Regions from separate parts of the Mus musculus genome. Here region 2 is linked to region 1. A link is a loop called in an ENCODE intact Hi-C map of the cell type or tissue named here. Cell type or tissue: left cerebral cortex. All regions are shown on one strand.

The links. Peaks named below come from ENCODE experiments on the same cell type or tissue, not always from the same donor. Only the 100,000 strongest peaks of a DNase experiment are listed, where the experiment ranks them.
Region 2: it touches region 1 in a loop (6-fold over the local background); 1 of 42 quality-filtered maps calls a loop at or near these places.

The regions. Positions count from the first base shown.
Region 1 is chr15:12,105,662-12,108,161 of GRCm38, reverse strand. No RefSeq gene overlaps it. Among named protein-coding and RNA genes, the nearest start is that of Zfr, 11 kb to the left of the region's middle. In left cerebral cortex, no CTCF peak of the experiment used is centred here; a DNase peak (open chromatin) is centred at 1,501; H3K27ac peaks cover 1,330 bases.
Region 2 is chr15:12,023,861-12,026,360 of GRCm38, reverse strand. No RefSeq gene overlaps it. Among named protein-coding and RNA genes, the nearest start is that of Sub1, 29 kb to the right of the region's middle. In left cerebral cortex, a CTCF peak has its summit at 1,098; DNase peaks (open chromatin) are centred at 54 and 1,214; H3K27ac peaks cover 758 bases.

The sequences.
Region 1 (2,500 bases):
TGTGGTACTGTCCACCCTCATCTGCCACAGCTTCTCACAATGTGACACTGCCCACTACCCACCAAGGCTCCCACAATGTCACACTGCCACCACTCACCACAAGATGACTGGTGCTTACTCTTGAATTTCTAAAAAATGAGCTACATTTTTTATTTCATCAATTTAACTGCCTCAGGTTTTTTGTTACAGTAATGAAGTAAGAATGAGTGCTGTAGGGTCTCATACTCGGTGGTTCAGTTTCTACCAGGACCCAGAAACTTCTCAGGAGTTGATTCTTCCCTGGATGAGTAGCTACTGACAGAGTTGACACAGTCTGAGTGTAAAACCTTAAAGGGTTTGTGCTTGATTTTGCTGCTGGTGCTCACTAGAGGACTGAATGTTCGTCTGCCACAGACATTGCTGTGCTCATAATGTCCAGTGACAAAGCTGCTGGAACTGGAACTTGGATCTGCCTCATTGCCTGTTCATGATGATACAGACCCAAACTGGCCTTTCTGGATGTAGAAGAGTGTAGCAGGAAGAGTGGGGCCAGTAGCCACAAAAGCATCTCCTGCAGGAGGACTTAGTTAAGGACTGCCTGAGAGACTGAGGATGGCTTACGCAGACAATGCTGGCCAGTCAGGAACTGCTGTTTAGAAGAGATGCTTTCCTGGGTGGAGGGGATTAAAGGAGCTTACAGCAGTGCTGGGGTGAGCTTGCTGCAGCAGCCTCACCTGCTCCTGGAATCTGTGTCATTGACTCTGTGCCACCTCACCCCCAACCCCCAAGGGCAGGCAGGGTTAGGCGGTGTGTAGCCTAGGGCCCAGGCAACAGGAGAGTATATCCCAACTTAACCTATGTTGGCTCAACACTCCTAAGATGTGTCCCAAGCACTGTGCTTTAAGGTAATGCGGGTTATGGGTACAGTGGATGTGAGTCTCTGTGAGGCAGCCTCGGTATAGAAGCTTTGTTGGGGCAGCTGCAGCCCAGGGAGTATAGAAAGGGTCAGACAGAGCTCTTCCTGTCCCATCCACGTGGACCCATTCTATGCTGGGTCCTTTTACACCTGTGTCCTAATTTCAAAACTTAACCAAAATCTGGTCTTTAATTGATGCTGAAACACTGCAGCCCTTAATTACGTTCTAGGTATGCCTCCCCTCCCCCACACCGTGACTTCACAGTTCTAGGTATGCCTCCCCTCCCCCACACCGTGACTTCACAGTTCTAGGTATGCCTCCCCTCCCCCACACCGTGACTTCACAGATGAGGGGCTTTAGTTAAAATGACCACTGAGGCTTTCTGGATGTCTGCTTTCTTAGTTGGCTAGTCACTGGGTTTTTAACGCCTTATCCTGCCCCTTCACTCCATTTTGTGCTCTCAGCCGCCCTAGTGCGAAAACCCGCGATGCAAATCCATGCCAGGTTCTTTCTCTTCATGGCCCTGGTCCAGAGCAGAATGAAGCTGTGGGTACCTCCCCCACACATGAGCAAGCTAATTCCACTCTTCGGCTTCTGCTTCCTGGAGCACATGGTATATTACACAGCACTAGTTAAGATCTTAGCAGAAAACAGATGGCATCTTCAGCTTGAGTAGTTTGATCCAACGTGCCAAGGAACAGAACAAGAACAGCCTAGAAGCCGAGGAAGAGCAGTGTGTGGAGGCGCAGAGGCTGGCCTGGGAGAAGGACCAATCCAGGCAGTAAGACCAGTGTGTCTGGGCTGTTCGGCTTAGCGATCCTTCCGTGGTGAGCCGTTCTTAGGCACACAGCTGCTTTCTGATTTTGCCTCCTAGACCCTTGCCTGTGTCATTTGTGTTATTTATCTGAGCTGTGGTTTCAGCAAAGGCCTAAGGATGCACTTTACCGCGAGGAAAACGTTCATCCACGCTGTGCCCCCTCAGCGCTGTGTCTCCGGGCGCTCCTTTGTTCGTGTGTCTGTAGAGTCATTCCAAATGCACCCTCACTACTGAGCTGGGCTCTTCACCAGGGTGCCTTGCGAAGCTATTCCTCTCTGTGAATCGAAGGCCCATTACAAATAAAAGCTGTGGTGTGTGGAAAAGCGATAATACCAAGTGACCACCATCACTGACGTTCTGTCAAAGGGCCAATGAGGGATTTTAGATTTTTCTTTGCTTGGTTTTGTTTTGTTTTGAGAAAGGGCGTCTCTGTGTAGCCCCTGGCTATCCTGAAACTAGCTCTGTAGACCAGGCTGACCTCAAACTCACAGAGATCCACCTGCCTCTGCCTCCTGAGTGCTAGGATTAAAGGCGTGCGCCACCAGTGCCCAGCAGTAGATACATTTTAGTTTTTAAAGTCACATTTTCTTTATTTCTTTTGCATACCTGTGTATGGACACACATGTGTTACAGTATATTTGTGATAGTGAGAGGACACATGCAAGGAGTTGGTTCTCACCCCAACCTGGAGATTGAACTCAAGTTGACAGACTTGGCAGCAAGTGCCTTTACCAGCTGAGCCATCTCACCAGGCTCTCGCTCTCTCTCTCTCTCTCTCTCTCTCTCT
Region 2 (2,500 bases), 82 kb after region 1:
GTCTTGAAAAATGGACTCGAAGCTCAACTGGGAAAATAAAGAACATGAAACAAAGAACCAAGTAGAGGCTCTGCCACCTCCACAGTGTTAAGAGCTGCATGTGTGCAGTGGGGCAGCTGCCCCCGGACTTCCTCTAAAAGCTAAACAGAACTCACCGTATGACTCAGTAATTCCACTCCTAGGCATACACGAAAGAGAGCCAGAAACATACATTACAATAAAACCCACATACAAAAGTATACAACACCATTAAACACAAACATACATTATATTAAGACCTATATACAAGAGAATACATCATCATAAGCACAAAGGCCAAAATTTGAAACAACCCAAGTCCATACCAACTAATGAATGAATAAAATATTATGAGTATGCCAATTTTAAAAAGTAAAGTAAGTTTAGTGAAATACTACTCAGCCATTAAAAAGTAATGAAATCTTGCATACAATAACATTTATATTTCGGAAAAATAAAGGTGAAAAGGTCAGACATATATTTTTGCTGCCACTTATACAAAATGTCTAGAGTAAGAAAATATATAGAATCAAATTAGTTTAGTATGGTATAAGCAGGGTATGATAGGGCACCCCTGGAAACCCAGCATTTACATACAGGAAGTAGAGGCAGGATAGAAGGCTAAGGTTATCCTCAACTACAAAGTAAGTTAGAGGATAGCCTGAACTTAAGAGACCCTTTCTCAAAAAGACAAACGATGCATTTTATACAATCTAGGAACTAAGAAAATGTTCCCAGCGCGCCCTGCCTCGGTTGGCACACATATAGGCTGCAGAGAGAGTGCAGCTGGCTTCAGATGACAAATCCCTCCGCCCTGACACTCTTCCTTTGCAGCAGGTTCAAGAATAAGAGGGTGGCTGCTTATTATAGCGTTACATTGTTTACATATGTTTCGACCTCAGCCGCAGGGATGACTTGGTAGTTTTCAAATGCTAGGAGTTGCGGGTCTTAAACTCTTTTCTAGAAGCTTCACCAGGCCCTCGCTGGTGGGTGGTCTTGAAGTGATCTTGGGTGGTTCTGCCTGCCCACTGCACCAAGACAGCAAGGTTTTGACTGCGTGTAGCACCTTGAACAAGCTCACCAGGCTCCTGTTGGCTGGTCCAGAAAGTGTTTTTAGGAGGAGCATCGTGAATCCGTGCTCTGTGTGAAATGTGTTAGGACAGAAGGCGTTTTCAAGCTGAGACGCCCAAGGATGGGGAAGGATGCCTGGCAGAGAGTGAATCAAGTCGCACTTTGCTTTCCCTCCCATTCCAGTTTCAGGTTTCCATCCCCAACGCTCTTGCCTATATGGAACCCTGCAGAATGTGTCTTTGTCACTTCTGCGTGGTCACATATGCTCCGCGGCACACTTGGGATTACGGCGATTTTTTTTTTTTTAAGTTTGCCTTTAGCATTTTGCGGGACGCCTGCTCTCAGCAGCTGTTTGTTTATACTGTCTTGTGATTGTTTTTGCACATTATCAATGAACAGCTCGTAATTACATCATTACCAGGCAAGGAGCTAGTTGAATTCCCTGCAGGGTGTTTCTAAGGGGAATGCTCTACCAGGTCTATTCTTAGAGCTCTGAGGAGATTCGAGGTTAGATCGACAGTCAGCGTCTCCCGGGAGAGATGGATATTCTAGTCAGCTAAAAAAGCCCCACACTTTGAGGGCTCGGTGGCAGGCAGTCTCTGAAGATGACTTATTTGAACTTCTTCCAGCAGCATTTCAGACTCAAGTCAGTCCCTTCTTCCTTTCCTATATTTATTGTACTTTAAGCAATTGGCACATACAAAATGTACAGGTATATGAGAAGGCAGGAATAGTTTAACACATGTACCCATGGGTTAATGTTTGAGACTGTCTCCTCCGGCATTTGTTACGTCTTCATGATGAAAGCACTCAGCATCCTTTTCAGTATATTGTACATCATCATTTGCTATAGACCCCAACTGTGTAGTAACACATCAGGAGCTCCCTCCTTTGTGTAGCTTGGTCAACCTTTGCTCCTCACCCCAAATGATTCCTGTTAGGAGCCACACCTATTCTCTACCCTCCTCCACCCTCTACTCGGTTACTCTTGGGTTCACCTCATCTGGATTTTTCATACGAGCATTGAGCATATTATTGTAGGTTTTGTTTGGGCTTCTCTCACTTACTGTAATATTTTCCAGATTGGTATATAGAATGGCACCAATTGCATTTGTTCTATCCTCTCTAAATAAAAAATTATGTAAAATAGATGTAATATAAAATTTATCATCTAAATCACCGAACTGTACAGGTCAGTGTGCATTGGCTCCAACCAAGCACCGATTCTTTCATCTTGCAAAACTAAAAGATATATCCATTAATGCACTTCTTGTTGACCTTCTGTGTACGTGGAGGCCAGGACAGTGATAGGTGTCTTCTCTCGCTTTCCACCTTATTTATTTGAAGCGTAGTCTTTCACTGAACATGTTGCTCAGGGCTTCTGAGTTAGACTGACAATGAGCCCTGAGAT